Linked DNA regions of Homo sapiens: region 1 is linked to region 2. A link is an interaction called in ENCODE POLR2A ChIA-PET data of the cell type or tissue named here. Cell type or tissue: PC-9. All regions are shown on one strand. Each heading gives the region's core, and the rest is flanking DNA. Links, peaks and the distances in the headings are about the cores only. Region 1 has its middle 7.7 kb from the start of MLXIPL. Region 2 has its middle 8.6 kb from the start of ABHD11.

What was found. Peaks named below come from ENCODE experiments on the same cell type or tissue, not always from the same donor. Only the 100,000 strongest peaks of a DNase experiment are listed, where the experiment ranks them.
Region 1: POLR2A ChIA-PET joins it to region 2 with 11 read pairs; 11 of 35 experiments call an interaction of 5 or more read pairs at or near these places.

What each region holds. Positions count from the first base shown.
Region 1 is chr7:73,626,500-73,637,915 of GRCh38, forward strand. It overlaps a transcript of MLXIPL not described here. Among named protein-coding and RNA genes, the nearest start is that of MLXIPL, 7.7 kb to the left of the region's middle. RefSeq lists enhancers at 9,074-9,923, 9,880-10,174. In PC-9, for the core only: a CTCF peak has its summit at 2,951 (motif pointing right); DNase peaks (open chromatin) are centred at 2,932 and 10,012; H3K27ac peaks cover 479 bases.
Region 2 is chr7:73,725,430-73,735,014 of GRCh38, forward strand. It overlaps the pseudogene RN7SL265P. Among named protein-coding and RNA genes, the nearest start is that of ABHD11, 8.6 kb to the right of the region's middle. RefSeq lists enhancers at 9,330-9,585, 9,516-9,565, 9,576-9,585. In PC-9, for the core only: a CTCF peak has its summit at 9,447 (motif pointing left); DNase peaks (open chromatin) are centred at 6,392 and 9,582; H3K27ac peaks cover 35 bases.

The DNA of each region.
Region 1 (11,416 bases), core at 2,057-10,056, 98 kb before region 2:
TTCAGCCTCCCAAAGTTTTGGGATTACAAGTGTGAGCCACTGTACATGGCCTTTCTGCTTCTGAAGCCTCTTTTCTCACCTTGAGGACAGAAACCAGACTGAGGCATTCACACCTGACACCTCACTGGAGCGTTTAACTAACAGCCTCAAAGATGGGTTCAGAGGCACAGGAGAGCAAAAACACACCCAAGCATCTCTGAGGGGCAGCAGCAAAGCCTGGTCTAGTAGATTTCCAGATTTCCCCCAAGGATGTCCCTAGTGGGTGGGGACAGGAAAGAGTTGTAGGCACATGCTAAGCTCTGCTGGCTTTCTGACAGGTATCCTGTGTGTGGTCATGTTAGGGAAAGCGGAGGAGGTGGTTTCCCATGTGTGGCAGCCTTGGAAAAGGTTGACATGCAGCACTTTCTTCCAGCCCACAGGAGGATCACACAGCACCTAGGATCACAATGGCAGTGCCCTGAGGGCCCCAGCCACTGGCTGTGGGAGGAAAGTGATTATCCAAGGCTGCTCACAGGCCAGCCCTTCCACCCACCTCCCTTGGCCGGGTATCTTCTGTCTCTGCCAAATGTTCGCATCACATTCCCAGGAGCCCCAGCTGTTCTGCTCCATCCTCCCTGCTGCCCTCTGTAGGATGTGCATTCTCTCTGCCCATCCCTGCCAGGTTAGGAAAGGGGGTTCTGATGCTCACCCCACTCTCCCTCCTTTGGAGGGGCTCTGCCCTGCTTCAGAGAGCCATCCCCAAGTGGCCCTCTTTTTTTTTTTTTTTTTTGAGCCAGTCTCAGTCTGTCACCCAGACTGGAGTGCAGTGGCATGATCTCAGCTCACTGCAACCTCCGCCTCCCGGGCTCAAGCGATTCTCCTGCCTCAGCCTCCCAAGTAGCCGGGATTACAGGCGTGTAACACCATGCCCGACTAATTTTTGTATTTTTAGTAGAGATGGGGTTTCACCATGTTGGCCAGGCTGGTCTTGAACTCCTGACCACAAGTGATCCACCTGCCTCAGCCTCCCAAAGTGCTGGTATTACAGGCGTGAGCCACCGTGGCCAGCTCTCAGGTGGCAGTTAACCGTCTTTTGAGGCCCTTGGTACAGAGGCTGACAGGATCATTACTTACCCCTATATGCCTGTCTGGCTTCTCCCCCTATTCCTCCGTAGGCCATTGAGGCAAGACTGTGTCCTAGCATCTCTGAACCCCCACACTGGGTACCTGGAGACTTGGGGGATGCTTGAAGAAAGGGGCATGAGACTAAGAGGAGCGGGTGGGGTGCTGTGGAGGAGGTTGGATAGGAAGTGTCAGCTCCGCCCTCGCCTCTGGCTTGGGACCTCCTGGCTCCGGGGACCCTGGCTCAGGTGAAGACCGGAATTGATCCTTGCTCTGCTGCTAATTCCATGAGTAACACTGGGGAGATCTCTGTCTCTCTGTCTTACTGGCGATCTGTCTCACTACCTGTAAAATTGAGGGCCAAACTCAGTGCTTTCTTTCTTTCTTCTTCTTTTTGCTGTTGTAAAGATGAGGTCTCACTATATTCCCCAGGCTGGTCTCGAGCACCTGGGCTCAAGCGACCCTTCCACCACGGCCTCCCAAAGTGCTGAGACTACGGGCATGAGCCACTGTGCCTGGCCTGAATTCAGTGATTTGTTGGGGATCCAGGAATCTTGGCTCCAAGTCTCTGCTGGCCGTGTCTCCAGATCACCCCACCGTGCTCTCCCCATGCTCTGAAAACATCAGAGTTGTCTCCTGCGGTTTCAGGGACTTTCCTCTGAGCTGGATCTGAGCGGGTGGGAAGATTATGAGTGAATTCTCTCCTTCACCCAACATCCCTCCTTCCCCAGCCATGAATTGCCCCTCAACAGGCATCTGCATCTCATTTCTGCCCTCCTCCAGGGCTTAATAACACCTCTAGAAGCCTAACCGCTGAAAAGACAAACCCTGACTGCACAATGCAAAACATCCAAACACTAGAGTGTCCAATAAATGCAAGGACGTCCACAGATTCTGATTTCTCCTGTGTTTAGAGACAGGGTCTCGCTGTGTCACCCAGCCTGGAGTGCAGTGGCACAATCATAGCTCACTGCAGCCTCAAACTCCTGGGCCAAAGTGATCCTCCCACTTCAGCCTCCCAAAGTGTTGGGATTAGAAGTGTGAGCCACTTGTAATGGGACCACAGGCGCCGCACCCCCTGTTCAGGGCACCATTGCCCAGATAATAGCACAGCCATGTACATGTAAGCTGGCTCACGCTCTTGCTGCTTCTCTAGCCTCTGTTACTATAGCCAGCAGTTTACAGCCTCTGTACAAACAAGTCTTGTTCATGGTCCATGGAGATGCAAGACAAGATCCTAACTGTGGTGTGAATACCTGGCTGTCCCCAGCCATCCCACCTGATGTCACATCCTCTCTGCCTTCCAGTCTTGGTCCTCAGGGCTCTTCACCCAGCCTGCCCTTCCTTGTTGGGAAAGCCCACCTGTCCTTGAAGTCCCACCTATGACATCTTCCCCAAGTTCTCCAGGTTATTTCTGAGTTCCCACCACCCTTGTTCTTTTCTTTTCTTTTTTTTTTTTTGAGACCAAGTCTTGCTCTGTCGCCCAGGCTGGAGTGCAGTGGCGTGATCTCAGCTCACTGCAACCTCCACCTCCCGGATTCAAGCGATTCTCCTGCCTCAGCCTCCTGAGGAGCTGGGATTACAAGGGTGCACCACCACGCCTGGCTAATTTTTGTATTTTTGTAGAGACGGGGTTTCACCATGTTGGTCAGGTTAATCTTGAACTCCTAACCTCGTGATCCACCCTCTTCAGCCTCCCAAAGTCCTGGAATTACAGGAGTGAGGCACCGTGCCTGGCCGCACCACCCTTGTTCTAATATAAGTCTAATTTCATTCAGCTTTGCATTCACAGTGATGACGCACGTGCTTTTCCTCCCCACTAGATGGCAAATTCCTTGAGAGCAAGAATCACTGCTGGGCGTGGTGGCTCATGCCAGTAATCCCAGCACTTTGAGAGGCCAAGGGGAGGATTGCTTGAGCCCAGGGGTTCGAGACAAGCCTGGACAGCATAGCAAGACTCTGTCTCTACAAAAAATTAAAAAATTAGCTATTTGTGGTCTTGTAGTTCCAGCTACTTGGGAGGCTGAGGTGAGAGGATCGCTTGAGCTCAGGAGTTGGAGGCTGCAGTGAGCTATAAACATGCCACTGTACTCCAGCCTGGGTGACAGAGTGAGAACCTGTCTCTTAAAAACTAAAAGGCACGTTCATAAATTATTCCATTTACTAGTGAGCCTGTCAACTGTGTGTATATGTGGGTGTGTTAGAATTTTCATTGCCATTTTACAGATGGGGAGACTGAGACTCTGAGAGGTGAAATGATCTGGCGGATTGTGGTGAGAATTAGCTATATAAAGCTAACCTTTATGGAGCACTTACCACCTAGCAGGTCCGCAGGATCTTCACAACAGCCCCTTGGCTTGTCTTTTTTATTATTTTTATTTATTTATTTATTTATTTATTTATTTATTTATTTATGAGACGGAGTCTTGCACTGTTTCCCAGGCAGGAGTGCAGTGGCACGATCTCAGCTCACTGCAAATTCCGCCTCTTGGGTTCACGCCATTCTCCTGCCTCAGCCTCCCAAGTAGCTGGGACTACAGGCGCCCGCCACCACTCCCGGCTAATTTTTTGTACTTTTAGTACAGGCGGGGTTTCACTGTGTTAGCCAGGAAGGTCTCGATCTCTTGACCTCGTTATCTGCCCGCCTCGGCCTCCCAAAGTGCTGGGATTACAGGCCAGCTTGTCTTTTTTTTTTTTTTTTTTTTTGAGATGGAGTCTCACTCACTCTGTCACCCAGGCCAGAATGCAGTGGCATGATCTTGGGTCATTGCAAGCTCTGCTTCCTGGGCTCAAGTGATCCTCCCACCTAAACCTCCCGAGTAGTTGGGACTACAGGCGTGTGCCACTATGCCCACCTAATTTTTGTATTTTTTGTAGAGATGGGATTTTGCCATGTTGGCCAGGCTGGTCTTGAACTCCTGAGCTCAAGCAATCCTCCTGCCTTGGTCTCCCAAAGTGCTGGGATTACAGGCGTGTGCCACTGTGCCCGGCCTACCCTTTGATTTTCAACACATTTTGCAGATAAGAAAACAACCTTTGCTGAAGGTCACATGATAAGAAGAGAACTGGGATTCAAACGCAGACAATTGAATGCCAGCCTGTTCCACAAGTACCTATGTTCTCAAACTCAAAGGGCTGGCCATTGTGCAGGAGGATGTGGTACGAGCAGACACTCATCTACTGCTCCTGCCAGTGGAGGCAAAATCACTTTGGAAAGGTATTTGGCAGCATCTACTAGCATTGAGCATCTCCCACCTTAGTTAGAACCCAGCAGTGTGCACACATGTGCACCAAAACACAAGACTATTCGTGGCAGCACTGATCTTACTAGCCCAACACTGGAGATGCCCCGGATGCCTATCAACAGGTGAATGGATAAATACATTGCAGAACAGTCACACTAGGGAATACTTTTTTTTTTTTTTTGAGACGGAGTCTTGCTCTGTCACCCAGGCTGGAGTGCAGTGGCATGATCTCAGCTCACTGCAAGCTCCATCTCCTGGGTTCATGCCATTCTCCTGACTCAGCCTCCCGAGTAGCTAGGACTACAGGTGCCCGCCACCACGCCCAGCTAATTTTTTTTGTATTTTTAGTAGAGACTGGGTTTCACTGTGTTAGCCAGGATGGTCTTGATCTCCTGACCTTGTGATCTGCCTGCCTCGGCTCGGCCTCCCAAAGTGCTGGGATTACAGGTGTGAGCCACCGCACCCGGCCCACACTAGGGAATATTAATGCAGCAATGAGAATGAACACTCTACAGCTAAGTGCAGCCCTATGGGTGAATCTCACTGATTATGTATTAAACAAAAGAAGCCTGACACGGAAGTGTATATGTTGTAAGATTTCATTCATATAAAGCTCCAAAATAGGCTCATCTATGGTGTTAGGAGTCAGGGTTGCATTTAGCCTCAGGGTGACTAGAAGGGCTCAAGAAGAGAGCTATGAAGGATGTTGCTACTTTTTTTTTTTTTTTTTTTTTTTTTTTTAGGTAGAGATGGGGTCTGCTATGCTGCCTAGGCTGGTGTCAAACTCCCAACCTCAAGTGATCCTCCCACCTCAGCCACTCAAAGTACTGGGATTACAGGCACGAGTCACTGTGCCTGGTCAAATTTTCTTCCTTTCCTTCCTTCTTCCTTTCCTTCCTCTCTCCCCTTCTCCCTCTCTCCCTCTCTCCCTCTCTCTCTCTTCTCCCCTCCCCTCCACTCCCTTCTCCTCTCTTCTCTCCAGTCTTGTCTTGTCTTTTTTCTTTTCTTTCCTTTTCCCTTCCCTTCCCTGCCCTCCCCTCCACTCCCCTCTCCTGTCTTTTCTTTTCTTTCCCCTCCCTCCCCTCCCCTCCTCTTCTTTTCTCTTTTCTTTTCTTTTCTTTTTTCTTTTCTCCTCTCCTCTCCTTTTCTTTTCTTTTCTTTCCAGACAGGGTATCCCTCAGTCACCTAGGTTGCTGGAGTGCAGTGATAGAATCATGGCTTACTCTAGCCTCAAATTCCTGGGCTCAAGCCATCCTCCTGCCTCAGCCTCCTAAGTAGCTGGGACCACCACACTCAGCTAATTTTTTAAATTTTTTTATTATTTATTTATTTTTTTTGTAGAGGTGGAGTCTCATTATGCTGTCCAAGCTGGTCTTGAACTCCTGGGCTCAAGTGATCCTCCTGCCTCAGTTTCCCAAAGCACTGAGATTATAGGCATGAGCCACTGTGCCTGGCCACATTTTGTTTCCTTATCTGGATTCTGGTTATATGGGGATGTTCTCTGTGAAAATTCATGGAGTTAGATACTTATGACATGTGCACCATTTACATGTATGTTAGACTTAGTGGTTTTATTTGAAAACGAAACCGACTTTGCACCCATATACATATATGAAATCAGCCATTCTACATCCTGATTCGCCCTTACAAGGTAGTGTGAGAGGTGTTCCATGGGTTATTTCCCTCGGCCACAACCATCTTCACTGATGTCCTAGTGCAGATCCAGGGCCCAGCCCTGTTCCCCTCCTCACCTACCCTGTGTTCCTGTGTGTGCCTCAGTGTGACAGTCTGGGGCTTGTCACAGACTGTCTTCCTGTGGGAAGGAAGACAAGGGGCTTGTCACAGACTGTCTTCCTGTGGGAAGGAAAGTCTTCCTTTCCCTTTCATTCCTTCCTTCTTTCCTTCCTTCCTTCCTTCCTTCCTTCCTTCCTTCCTTCCTTCCTTCCTTCCTTCCGACGGAGTCTTGCTCTGTTGCCCAGGCTGGAGTGCAGTGGCGCGATCTCAGCTCACTGCAACCTCCGCCTCCTAGCTTCAAGCGATTCTCCTGCCTCAGCCTTGTGAGTAGCTGGGATTACAGGTGCCCACCACCACGTGTGGCTAATTTTTTGTATTTTTAGTAGAGATGGGGTTTCCCTATGTTAGCCAGGCTGTTCTTGAACTGCTGACCTCAGGTGATCTGCCTGCTTCGGCCTCCCAAAGCGCCGGGACTATAGGAGTGAGCCACCCCACCCTACCTTTTTTTTTTTTTTATTTGAGATGGAGTCTTGCTCTGTTGCCCAGGCTGGAGTGCAGTGGCTCGATCTCGGCTCACTGCAAGCTTCACCTCCCAGGTTCATGCCATTCTTCTGCCTCAGCCTCCCGAGTAGCTGGGACTACAGTCACCCGCCACCACGCCCGGCTAATTTTTTTTCTATTTTTAGTAGAGACGGGGTTTCACCGTGTTAACCAGGATGGTCTCAATCTCCTGACCTTGTGATCCACCTGCCTCGGCCTCCCAAAGTGTTTTTTTTTTTTTTTAAGATGAAGTCTCACTCTGTCACCCAGGCTGGGGTACAGTGGCCAGATCACATCTCACTGCAGCCTTGACCTCCTTGGGCTCAAGCAGTCCTCCCGCCATGGTGTGTGCCAACGTGCCTGGCTAATTTTTGAATTTTTTTGTGGAGACAGGGTTTCGTCATGTTGCCCAGGCTGGTTTTGACCTGGGCTCCAGCCATCCTCTTGCCTTGACCTCGCGAAGTACTGGGATTACAGGTGGGAGCCACCATGCCAGGCTAATTTTTATTTTTTTTGTAGAGACAGGATCTTGCTATATTGCCTAAACTGGTTCCGAACTCCTGGGCTCCAGCAATCCTCCTGCCTCAGCCTCCCAAAGTTGCTGGGATTCCAGGCGTGAGCCATGGTGTCTGGCTGATAGTCTGGAGTTTGATGGTGCCCTAAACAGCCTGAGCACCTCAAAGTGAGAAACATGCCTCTGCCTCTTTTCACTGACCCCTCAGCTCCTCTCACCAGCTTACATACTCAGGAAGCCACTACTGTGGCTAGGGGTAGATTGGCATCTAGGTGCGGGGACGAGGGAGATGATGTATCAGGCCTACGGAAGGACTTGGCAAAGTTAGCTTGGCAAGATTAACTTGGCAGTTAGCTTCTCACAAAGCTCACTGAGTGAGAAGAGGATGGAGAAGCGGACAAGAGTGAGAGAGAGGAGTCTCGAACTGTGTCTTTAACTGGCGGCAAGTTGGGAAGTCACTTCCCCTGTCTGGATCTCAGTTTCTGTATCTGTAAAATGGGTGAACAAACCATGAACGAAAATTGGATAAATATGACTATATCGAAGTGAAGAAGTTGGACCAGACTTGTTTTCATATCAGAAGTACCCCAATTGTTCTACCAAAAATTACGAGTTTGCCAGGAGCAGTGGCTCACACCTGTAATCCAAAACACTTTGAGAGGCTGAGGTGGGAGGATTGCTTGAGGCCAGGAGTTCAAGACCAGCCTGGGCGACGGAGTGAGATCTCATCTCAAAAATAAATAAATAATTATTTACTTTAAAAGGAAAATTTTTTTGAGACAGAGTCTTACTCTGTTGCTCAGGCTGGAGTGCAGTGGCTCGATCTTGGCTCACTGCAACTGCCACCTTCCAGGTTCAAGCAATTCTCCTGTCTCAGACTCCCAAGTAGCTGGGACTACAGGTGTGCACCACCATGCCTGGCTAGTTTTTGTATTTTTAGTAGAGATGGGGTTTCATCATGTTGGCCAGGCTGGTCTCGAACTCCTGACCTCAAGTGATCTGCCTGCTGCCTCGGCCTCCCAAAGTGCCGGGATTACAAGCGTGAGCCACTGTGCCTGGCCAATAATTTTAACTTAATTTTTTTAAATTATGAATTCAACATATTAGGAACGAAAAACCCACTTTTCTTTGCAAGAAGTACACTTTTATAGGCTTTCTGCTTCTATATGTATTTATTATTATTATTATTATTATTATTTTGAGACGGAGTCTCATTCTGTCGGCCAGGCTGGAGTGCAGGGGCGGGATCTTGGCTCACTGCAACCTCTACCTCCTGGGTTCAAACGATTCTCCTGCCTCAGCCTCCCGAGTAGCTGGGACCACAGGAATGCACCACCACGCCCAGCTATTTTTTTTTTTTTTTTGTATTTTTAGTAGAGATTGGGTTTCGCCATGTTGGCCAGGCTAGTCTTAAACTCCTGACTTCAAGTGATCTGCCCACCTCGGCTTCCCAAAGTGCCAGGATTACAGGCGTAAGCCACTGTGCCTGGCCTATATTTATGTTTAATAATACTATAAATATCAGTCATATTGCTCATACATTTCTAAATTATACAAATACCAAGTCCTGTGTAGGACAAAAAGTCCTGTGTAGATTACCTCTGGTCTCAACTGAAAATCATTGATCTTTGTGCTCTGAGGCTATGAGAGTGGAGGAGGAGGTAGAGAAAGAGGAGAAGAAGGGGAGGAAGGACAGCAGGGTAGAGATCAAGTGAGTATCTAGTCATCCGTCCAGCCATCCATTCATCTGTCCATCTAGTTATTTACCTATTAATTCATCTATACTCTAATAGTCAGTCTACCCACCCATCTGTCTGTTCATCTACCTGTCTATTCATTTACAATCTGTCCATTCACCTTACTATCCACCCATCTCTTCTTTCATCCACCCATCTCTTCTTCCATCCATCCATCCATCCATCCATCCATCCACCCATCTCTTCTTCCATCAGTCCATCTCTTCTATCTATCCATCCATCCATCTCTCTCCATCCACCCATCTCTTTTTCCATCAATCCATCTCTTCTATCTATCCATCCATCCATCATCCATCCATCTATCTCTTTATCCACCCATCCATCCATCCCCCTCTCTATCTATCCATTTCTTCTTCCATCAGTCCATTCATCTACCAATATGTCTATCTGTCCATCCATCGTTCCATGTATACACCTACCTAACTTTCTATTCATCCAACCATCCACTCAAATACCCACCCATCTGCCCACCCAGTACACATATTAACCGCCTGCTGATGTCATGCCCTCTGTTCAGGCAGAGGTGGGGAATGCTCAGATGCTTGCAACATGGCTCCTGCCTTTGTGCAGCTCAGTATGCAGAGTGAGGCATGCCCTCCAGCAACTAGAGGGGGCCAGTCCCAGTTCCTGGGACTGTGGAAGTTCAGTTAAGGGCGGCCGGACTTGCAGCCCAGGGGGTTAAGGAAGGCTCTCTAGAAGAAACTGTGCTTGAGGGGGACCTCAAAAGACAAAGTGGAGGCCGGGCACCGTGGCTCACGCCTGCAATCCCAACACTTTGGGAGGCCAAAGTGGGAGGATCACTTGAGGCCGGGAGTTTAAGACTAGCCTGGCCAATATGGTGAAACCCCATCTCTACTAAAAACACAAAAATTAGCCGGATCCGGTGGTTTATGCCTGTAGTCCCACCTACTCAGGAGGCTGAGGCACAAGAATTGCTTGAACCTGGGAGGTGGAGGTTGTGGTGAGCCGAGATTGAGCCACTGCACTCCAGCCTGAGCGACAGAGTGAGACTCTGTCTCAAAAAAAAAAAAAAAGACGAAGTGAGAATTAGTCACACAGAGAGGGCAGAAGGTATTCTGGGAGGGAAGAGCTGGAGAAACAAAGGCGGGGGCTGGGGAACCAGAGTAATGAGTCATTCAACTGGCTGGGGTGCCAGCAGGGTGCCAGCAGCCTACATAGCTGCCATGTCCCCAGCTCCCTCGGAGCACAGGCAGCCACCCTGTGACTCCATGCTAGGCTTGGCTCCAGTGGGCACCGAGGTATCTGTATTTCTCAGAGAGTAGCCCATGGACAACTGCCAGGCTGGGGATTCTGTTATGAGTTTGCAACAAGATAAACACAAAAATTCAGAGTGTCTAGAAGCACTTATATCAATTAAAAAAAAATTTAGGTTGGGCACGGTGGCTCACGCCTATAATCCCAGCACTTTGGGAGACCAAGGCGGGTGGGTCAAGAGGTCAGGAGTTCGAGCCCAGCCTGGCCAAGATGGTGAAACCCCGTCTCTACTAAAAATACAAAAGTTAGCTGGGCATGGTGGCGGATGCCTGTAATCCCAGCTACTCGGGAGGCTGAGGCAGGAGAATGATGTTAACCCGGGAGGCGGAGCTTGCAGTGAGCTGAGATGGTGCCACTGCACTCCAGCCTGGGCAACAGAGCGAGATTCCATCTCAAAAAAAAAAAAAGAATAACAAACTGGGCATATAATTTACATATTTCCTTCACTTCAATTTTTCTAGTAATTCATTTTCTGTTGTATTTTGCATACTCACAAGTCTATGTAGATTGAAAATAAAAAAGCAAAAAGGGGCCTTGTGCAGTGGCTCATGCCTGTAATCCCAGCACTTTGGCAGGCCGAGGCAAGAGGATCACTTGAGGTCAGGAGTTCCAGACCAGCCTGGCCAACACGGCGAAACCCCGTCTCTCCTAAATACAAAAATTAGCAGGCATGGTGGCACACGCTTGTAATCCCAGCTACTCAGGAGGCTGAGGCGAGAGACTTGCTTGAACTTGGAAGGTGGAGTTTGCAGTGAGCTGAGATCACACCACTGCACTCCAGCCTGAGTGACAGAGTGAGACTCTGTCTGGAAAAAAAAAAAAAGAAAAAACAAAAAGGGGCTTTTCAGTCAGTTTGAGAAGCACTGATACGCAAGACAGCTTACACTCATATGTCCTTTGCCAATGTGGCTTCATGGTCATTATCTCATTATGAGCCAGACAGAGCAAGGACCATGGTCCCCATTGCCCCGTTGTATAGGATACCTGGCCCAAGGTTCTTACTGATGGTAGATGGCAGGGCTGAGATTTGAACCCACAGCTGTTCCCCATCAGACAGCAACTTCCTGTGAGCTCATGTTCCAGGCTAGGCTGAGCTGGGGTGTGGGACAGGGAGGACACAGGAGAGGAAGAGAGAAGTACCTGGAAAAAGAATGTCAGGCAGGGTGAGAGGTCGGGTCCGGGGCCTGCCCTTTATGCTAAGGGCACTGATGGAGGTCAGTGGGGGATTCCCAAATGGCCCTAGAAGGACC
Region 2 (9,585 bases), core at 1,586-9,585:
TGTAATCCCAGCACTTTGGGAGGCTGAGGTGGGCGGATCACTTGAGGTCAGGAGTTTGAAATCAGCCTGGCCAACATGGTGAAACCCCATCTCTATTAAAAATACAAAAAACTAGCCGGGTGTGGTGGCAGGTTCCTGTAGTCCCAGCTACTTGGGAGGCTGAGGCAGGAGAATCGCTTGAACCGGGAGGCAGAGGTTGCACTGAGCCAGAATCGCGACACTGCACTACAGCTTGGGAGACACAGCAAGCCTCCGTCTCAAAACAAACAAACAAACAAACAAACAAACAAACAAGCAAGCAAGCAAGCAAGCAAGCAAGCAAGCAAGCAAGCAAGCAAAGCAAGCAAGCAAGCACAGGGCAAAGGCTGGGCATTTGGGAACTCCCAGAGCTCCCGGGCACAGTTTGGTGTTTCCATCCCATAGGCTGGGAGGGTTGGGGTGAGCCCAGGCCCGCTGCATCCCTGATGTTGAGCGCTGCTGCCACCTTCTGGGCAGGGCCGGTATTGCCTTGCCTTGCCTTGTACCTGTGTGGATGGTTGGCACGAAGACAGTCACCACCTGTCCTCCAGAACCTCTGGGGCTGGTAGGAAAGGCGCAGTGACAGTGACAGGACAACGATGAGGAGGCCCAGGGGCTGCTGGGGTCTGGAGGAGGAAGAGGAGGAAGCTTTTGTAGGATTCAGGAACAGACTTGTTCCTGGAGCATGGTTGTGGGGGCTGGGGAATGGGAAGGGCGGCTGACCCAGGCTGCATGGCTGTGTGTGTATGTGTATGTGTGTGTATCTGTGTGTCTGTGAATCTGTGTGTGTGTCTGTGAATCTGTGTGTGTCTGTGTCTGTGTATCTGTATGTCTGTGTGTCTGTGTATCTGTGTATGTCTGTGTGTGTATGTGTGTGTGTCTGTGTATCTGTGTGTCTGTGTGTGTTCTGTTTGTGTATCTGTGTGTGTCTGTGTGTCTGTGCATGTCTGTGTATCTGTGTGTGTGTGTCTGTGTATCTGTGTGTGTGTCTGTGTGTGTGTCTGTGTGTGTGTGTAGTTGAGATTCTCTTGTTGTTGCTTTCTTGGGTCTGGCAGGCTTATTCCCTTTTTATCCTCTCCTGGGAAGCCTGGCCCTGGTCCATTTTTTTTTCTTTTTGTAATTTAATTTTTAAAAATTGCAGGTTCCAAAAAAAAGAAAGAAAAAAAAATTACAGGGTCTTGCTATGTTGCCCAGGCTTGTGTTGAACTCCTGGGCTCAAGCCATCCTCCTGCCTCAGCCTCCCAAAGGGCTGGGATTACTGTGTTTGGTGCCCTGGCCTGTGCTTTATACAAAGCACTGGCCACCGAGTGAGTTGCCTGCCTCCTTTAACCCTTACTGTGACTCTGTCAGGGAGGCCCTCTACTAGCTGCATTTCACAGATGAGGACATTGAGGCTCCCAGAGGTGCATACAAAGTCATAAGCCTTGGGTGGCAGTGCTTAAATTGCCAGCCCTGCCAATCCCTGGTGTTGTGATCACCATGCCCAGCCCCGCAGCCCACCTGGTAGCTCTCTCTCCCCATCCCAGTTCACCATTAGCTGGGAACCGTCTCCTGGCTCAACCCCAGGCCTGGGCTCAGCCATCCTCGGGGAGCAGGAGAGGAGGAGGATGTGGGCGGCCAGGCAAGGAGTCCTGGTACTTAGTGTGTGACATTTGCATAGTGCTTTGGGATGAAATTCACTATATGCCTGAATGTAAATTTCTTTCCTCTTTTTCTGAATGAGATTTAAAAAAAATTTGTCCCAAATTCTAATTTAAACTTTTAGAGATACAGATGAATAATCAACTCCCTACTTATAATATTTAGTTAAATATTTAAAATTTAGACTTTAAAAATCCCATATTTTATTTAATTTTTATTTATTTATTTTTTTGAGATGGAGTCTTGCTCTTGTCACCCAGGCTGGAGTCCAATGGCACAATCTCGGCTCACTGCAACCTCTGCCTCCCGGATTCAAGCGATTCTCCTGCCTCAGCCTCCTGAGTAGTTGGGATTACAGGCATGCGCCACCACGCCAGGCTAATTTTGTATTTTTTTTAGTAGAGACAGGGTTTCTCCATGTTGGTCAGGCTGGTCTTGAACTCCTGACCTCAGGTGATTTGCCCGCCTTGGCCTCCCAAAGTGCTGGGATTACAGGCGTGAGCCACTGCACCCAGTGTTATTTTAATTTTTTTTTTTTTTTGAGATGGAGTCTCGCTCTGTCTCCCAGGCTGGAGTGAAGTGGCACGATCTTGGCTCACTGCAACCTCTGCCTCCCGGGTTCAAATGACCCTCTCACCTCAGCCTCCAGAGTACCTGGGATTACAGGCATGCACCGCTGCACCCGGCTAATTTTTTGTATTTTTAGTAGAGACGGGGTTTCACCATGTTGGTCAGGCAGATCTCAAACTCCTGACCTCAAGTGATCTGCCCACCTCAGCCTCCCAAAGTGCTGGGATTACAGGCGTGAGCCATTGCGCCTGGTCTAAAATCTTATATTTTAAAGAATAGTTTTATTTAGAAACATTGCTTTTCCACTCTTGTGGTTTGTGAAAGTTTATGCAAACTCTTTATTCGCATTTCTGCCTCCCATGGTCATTGTCATTGTTACGTGTCATCCCCTAGTGCCTCTTTCAAGTTCCCTAGTTTTCTCAAACACATCATCTTCGCTTTTGCTTGGAAACACAGCACTTTTTTATTTTTCTATTTTTTTTGTTTTGCTAACTCCTACTTGTGTGACACAGCACTTTTTGAGCTCATTAATGATGCTGTCACTGAAAATATCACTCCAAGTCATGAGAGTGATTAGGTTGGTTGTTTTTCATCTAAATGGTAGGTGAATATTTGTCATCTCCTTAGGGTAACCACAGAATTATGTAAAATAGCAATTGGGCTGGGTGCAGTGGCTCACACCTGTAATCCCAGAACTTTGGGAGGCCAAGGCGGGCGGATCACTTGGGGTCAGGAGTTCAAGACCAGCCTGGCCAACGTGGTGAAACCATGCCTCTACCAAAAATACAAAAAATTAGTCAGGTATGCTGGCAGGCGCCTGTAGTCCCAGTTACTTCGGAGGCTGAGGGGAGAATCGCTTGAACCTGGAGGTGGAGGTTGCAGTGAGCCGAGATCACACCACTGCACACCAGCCTGGGAAACAGAGTAAGACTCTGTCTCTAACATAAAATAAAATAAAACAGCAATCGCCTGTTCCTTCCTCATTTCCTCTCCCTGCTTAATTCTTCTCCACAGTACTTCTTACCATCTGATACGCTTGTTAATTTGTTTATGGTCTATGTCCCCTCCCTGGAATGTGAGCTCCATGAGCTCAAGGAGCTTTGTCTGTCTTGATTTACGTCTGCCACTTGGAAACATACTTTGAACACAGTAGGTGCTCAGTAAATATTTGTGGGCTGAACGAATGACTGTAAAGCTCTTAGAAAGATGTGCTAGTCTGACTGGGAGCCATGGTGCACGCCTGCCATCCCAGCACTTTGGGAGGCCAAGGTAGCAGATTACCTGAGCTCAGGAGTTCGTGACCAACCTGGACAACATGGTGAAACGTTGTCTCTACTAAAAATACAAAAATTAGCTGGGCGTGGTGGTGCCCGCCTGTAATCCCAGCTACTTGGGAGGCTAAGGGGTTAGAATCGCTTGAACCTGGGAGGAGGAGGTTGCAGTGAGCTGAGATTGTGCCACTGCACTCCTGCCTGGGCAACAGAGCAAGACCCTGTCTTGAAAAAAAAAAAAAAAAAAGGAAAGGGACCTGGGCACGGTGGCTTTCACCTGTAATCCCAGCACTTTGGGAGGCGAAGGCAGGAGGATCGCTTGAGCCCAGGAGTTTGAGACCACCCTGGGCACTATAGCAAGACCCTGTCTCTACAAAAAAAAAAAAAAAAAAATTAGGTCAGGCTTGGTGGCTCATGCCTGTAATCTTAAAACACTTTTGGAGGCTGAGGTGGGCAGATCACTTGAGGTTGGGAGTTCAAGACCAGCCTGGCGAACATGGCAAAATCCCATCTCTACTAAAAATACAAAAATTAGCTAGGCGTGGTGGTGCGTGCCTGTAATCCCAGCTACTCGGGAGGCTGAGGCATGAGAATCACTTGAACCTGGAGGCAGAGGTTGCAGTGAGCTGAGATCTTGCCACTGATCTGGCCTGGGTGACAGAGTAAGATTCTGTCTCAAAAAAAAAAAGAAAAAAAAATTGGTATGGTGGCGAGTGCCTGTAGTCCCAGCTACTCAGGAGGCTGAGGTGGGAGGATGGCTGGAGTCCAGGAGATTGAGGCTGCAGTGAGCCATGATTACACCACTGCACTCCAGCCTGGGAAACAGAGTGAGACCCTGTCTTAAAAAAAAATATATATATATATATAGTCCGGGTGCGGTGGCTCACACCTGTAATCCCAGCACTTTGGGAGGCCAAGATGGGTGGATCACGAGGTCAGGAGGTCGAGACCATCCTGGCTAACAAAGTGAAACCCCATCTCTATTAAAAATACAAAAATTAGCTGGGCGTGGTGGTGGGCGCCTGTAGTCCCAGCTACTCGGGGGCTGAGGCAGGAGAATGGCGTGAACCCGGGAGGCGGATCTTGCAGTGAGCCAAGACTGTGCCACTGCACTCCAGCCTGGGCAACAGAGTGAGACTCCATCTCAAAAAAAAAAAAAGAAAAAAAAATATAGTATATGGGGTCAAGAGTTTCAGACCAGCCTGACCAACATGGTGAAACCCCATCTCTACTAAAAGTACAAAAATTAGCTGGGTGTGGTGGTGCACGCCTGTAATCCCAGCTACTCAGGAGGCTGAGGCAGGAGAATCGCTTGAACCCAGGAGATGGAGGTTGCAGTGAGCTGAGATTGCACCATTGCACTCCAGCCTGGGCAAAATAGCAAGACATCGTCGCCAAAAAAAAAAAAAAAAAAAAAGGCAAGGATGAAACTTGTGCTTTTAGACTGGAATTTAAGGTGTAAATATAAACTATTTTTCCCCAGTTTATGTAGACAGATAAAATAAACAGATGTAAATATGTATGTTTATGTGTGTGTATAAATGTGTGTCCACTGAGTGGACCCTGGTGTAGAATGACCCTAATTGCATTGAATGTGCCTACCATGGAGATCCTGGTTTCTAAATACCATTCCTCCTTACAAAGAAACCAAGTATTCTTGAAGAAATGGAGAATTCAGGGCCGGGACAGGGAGAAACAAGATAAGCCTGAAATATCTTGCTGAGCCAGAAAGAAAGGAAGTGATTAAAGAACAACGGGGCTTGTCAAAATGACAAGAGGTCAGCAAGGGGCATCCACTGATCAAATCTGGGACAATTTGAGCATCAAAATAAATGACAGGAAAAAGCCTGTCATGGTGGCTCATGACTGTAGTCCCAGTTACTTGGGATGCTGAGGAGGGAGGATCGCTTGAGCCTGGGAGGTCAAGGCTGCTGTGAGCTATGATTGTGCCACTGCACTCCAGCCTGGGTGACACAGTGAGACCCTGTCTCAAAAAAAGAAAAGAAAAAAAAAGCATGGTTTGGTCTTGCTTTGTTTTTTTTGTTTTTGTTTTTTTGTTTTTTGAGCTAGAGTCTCTCTCTGTCACCCAGGCTGGAGTGCAGTGGTGCAATCTCGGCTCACTGCAACCTCCGCCTCCTGGGTTCAAGCGATTCTCCTGCCTCGGCCTCCTGAGTAGCTGGGATTACAGGCACCTGCCATCATGCCCGACTAATTTTTTGTATTTATCTTTTTTTTTTTTTTGAGACAGTCTCACTCTCTTGCCCAGGCTGGAGTGCAGTGGTGGCGCGATCTCTGCTCACTGCAACCTCTGCCTCCCGGGTTCAAGCGATTTTCTTGCCTCAGGCACCTGAGTAGCTGGGATTACAGGCACGCGCCACCATGTCCGGCTACTTTTTTAAATTTGTAGTTGAGATGGGGTTTTACTGTGTTGGCCAGGCTGGTCTCGGACTCTTGGCCTCAAGTGATCTGCCCATCTCGGCCTCCCAAAGCGCTGGGGTTACAGGTGTGAGCCACCGCGCCAGGCCGATTTTTTGTATTTTTAGTAGAGATGGGGTTTCACTATGTTGGCCAGGCTGGTCTCGAACTCCTGACCTCGTGATCAGCCTGCCTCGGCCTTCCATAGTGTTGGGATTACAGGCGTGAACCACCGCACCCAGCCAAAAAAAGCATCTTAATGAAGTGATGGACGTTGGTACTACCATTCATGGCTCCAATGGACATTTGGCTACAGTGAGAGCATAGCATCATTTTTGTGGTATTTCTGTCCAGAATGTGTCACGGTGGTCTCATCGTCAGGAAGGAGTGGACAAACCGAAATGGAAGGACAGTCTACAAAATAACTTCCCTGTAATCTCCGAAAATATTAAGGTCGTGAAACTCAAAGGCTGCAAATTGTTCTAGATTGAGAGAGAATACAGATGTCACAACTAGGTACAGGGTTTCACAACTTACCAGTTTTTTTTTTTTTTTTTTTTGAGATGGAGTCTCGCTCTGTCACCCAGGCTGGAATGCAGTGGTGCAATCTCAGCTCACTGCAACCTCCGCTTCCTGGGTCCTGGGTTCAAGCGATTCTCCTGCCTCAGCCTACTGTGTAGCTGGGATTACAGACCCACACCATCACGCCCAGCTAATTTTTGTATTTTTAGTAGAGACGGGGTTTCACCATGTTGGCCATGGTCTTGAACTCCTGACCTCGTGATCTGCCCACTGTGGCCTCCCAAAGTGCTGGGATTACAGGTGTGAGCCACAGCGCCCGGACAGTTTTTTTTTTTTTTTCACCTTAAAGGTTAAATTTTTTGGACATTGGAGAGCTGTTTTAAATTTGTTTTTGTTGTTGTTGTTTTGAGACAGAGTCTTCCTCTGCCGCCTAGGCTGGAGTGCAGTGGCATGATCTCAGCTCACTGCAACCTCCATCTCCCGGGTTCAAGTGATTCTTCTGCCTCAGCTTCCTCAGTAGCTGGGATTGCAGGCACCCACCACCATGCCTGGCTAATTTTTTTGTATTTTTAGTAGAGACAGGTTTCACTATGTTGGCCAGGCTGGTCTGAAACTCCTGACCTCATGATTGCCCACCTCGGCCTCCCAAAAGTGCTAGGATTACAAGCATGAGTCACTGTGCCCTGCCTATTTATGTATTTTAGAGATGGGTCTTGCTATGTTGCCCAGGCTGAAGTGCAGTGGCTATTCACAGGCAAGATCCCACTACTGATCAGCAAAGGAGTTTTGACCCCTCTGTTTCTGAGCTGGGCTGGTGCACCTCTCTTTAGGCAGCTTGGTAATCCCCTGCTCCTGAGAGGTCACCAAATTGGTGGTGAACTTAGTGCAAGTATAGCTATCTGCACTACAGGCATACTGCACTACAACCCGGAACTCCTGGACTCCAGCGATCCTCCTGCCTCAGCCTCCCAAGTAGCTGGGACTACAGACACTGCACCTGGTGACATTTACTGTTTGGAGCTGGGTTGAAGACCTAATCCCTAATATGCAACTTTGCTGACAAGACCTTTGCTGAAATGGAGATTTCTTTTTACACATTTATGAATATGTTGCTGGTATACTCCGGGTACTTGTGGAGGTGGTGGTCACCTCAAGGGAGGTGGGGGGTACTGAGACCCCTGGGGGCACAGCAGACCTACCCATGCTCTTGGATCAGAACGCTGGGAATATTAGAGGTAGTATTGAAGATGTTAGGAGGGCGGGGTGCGTTGGGAGGCTGACACTGGAAGTCAGGAGTTCAAGACCAGCCTGGGCACCACAGAGAGACCTCATGTCTACAAAACATTTTAAAAACATTTGCTGGGCATGGTGGTGAATGCCTTTAGTACCAGCTACTTCGAAGACTGAGGAGGGAGGATCCATTGAGCCCAGGAGTTTGAGGCTGCAGTGAGCTATGACTGTGCCACTGCACTTCAGCCTGGGCGACACATTGAGTCTAAGAACAAAAAATGTGGGCTGGGCATGTGGGTCACACTTGTAATCCCAGCACTTTGGGAGTTCGAGGCAGGCAGATCACTTGAGGTCAGGAGTTTGAGACCAGCCTGGCCAACATGGTGAAACCCCATCTCTACTAAAAAAAATACCAAAATTACCCGGATGTGGTGGCATGCACCTGTAGTCCCAGCTACTTGGGAGGCTGAGGCAGAAGAATCGTTTGAACTAGGAGGTGGAGGTTGCAAGGAGCTGAGATCTCACTGCACTCCAGCCTGGGTGACAGAGCAAGAGTCCATCTCAAAACACACACACACACACACACAAATGTGGCTGGGCGCAGTGGCTCATGCCTGTAATCCCAGCACTTTGGGAGGCCAAGGCGGGCGGATCACAAGGTCAGGAGATCGAGACCATCCTGGCTAACGTGGCGAAACCCTGTCTCTACTAGAAATACAAAAAATTAGCCGGGCGTGGTGGCGGGCGCCTGTAGTCCCAGCTACTCGGGAGGCTGAGGCAGATGAATGGCTTTAACCTGGGAGGCAGAGCTTGCAGTGAGCCGTGATCGTGCCACTGCACTCCAGCCTGGGCGACAGAGTGAGACTCCATTTCAAAAAAAAAAAAAAAAATTGAGTTGGGTGCTGTGGCTCACGCCACCGGCTCATGCCACTGGCTACTCGGGAGGCTGAGGCAGGGGAATCGCTTGAACTCGGGAAGCAGAGGTTGCAGTGAGCCAAGACTGCACCACTGCAGCCACTGCACTCCAGCCTGGCAAGAGAGTGAGACTCCGTCTCAAAAAAATACATAAATTAAAAAAAATTAAAAATGGCCAGGCGCGGTGGCTCACGCTTGTAATCCCAGCACTTTGGGAGCCCAAGGCAGGCGGATCACGAGGTCAGGAGATCGAGGCCATCCTGGCTAACACGGTGAAACCCCGTCTCTACTGAAAGTATAAAAAATTAGCCGGGCGTGGTGGTGGGCGCCTGTAGTCCCGGCTACTCGGGAGGCTGAGGCAGGAGAATGGTGTGAATCTGGGAGGTGGAGCTTGCAGTGAGCTGAGATTGCACCACTGCACTCCAGCCTGGGGGACAGAGTGAGACTCTGTCTCAAAATATATATATATATATATATAAAATAAAATGTGAGGAGGAATTTGTTAGGGATACACTTTTTTCCTTCTGTTTTTCTGCAGAGGTAAGGTTATATTTATATGTGTGGATGATGCCATTCAAGGTACCAAGCTAACCCTTCAGGATGGGGGCTGGGGTACCTTATGCCTCTCAGCATTGGAGACATAATGCCTTCTTCCCTCCTCTCCTTACCTCTCCCTCTCTTTTTGAGACAACGTCTTGCTCTGTTACCTAGGCTGGAGTGCAGTGGTGTGATCCTATGGCTCACTGCAGCCTTGAAGTGGGCTCAATAGATCCTCCTGCCTCAGCCTCCGAGTGCTGGGATGACAGGCATGAGCCACTGTGCCCAGCTCCGCCCTTTCTTTCACAAGACGTGGGTAGAGCACCCTCTTGTGGTGAAGGGAGGAAGGGGGCTGAGTGTGCTCTGGGCCTGGCCGGAAGTTTCTAGGATGCAGCAGGCCTTCCTCCTTGGCCTGGCAGGGGTGGGGCCTGCCAGGGAGTGCCTTGCTGGGAAGGGAGGGCAAAGG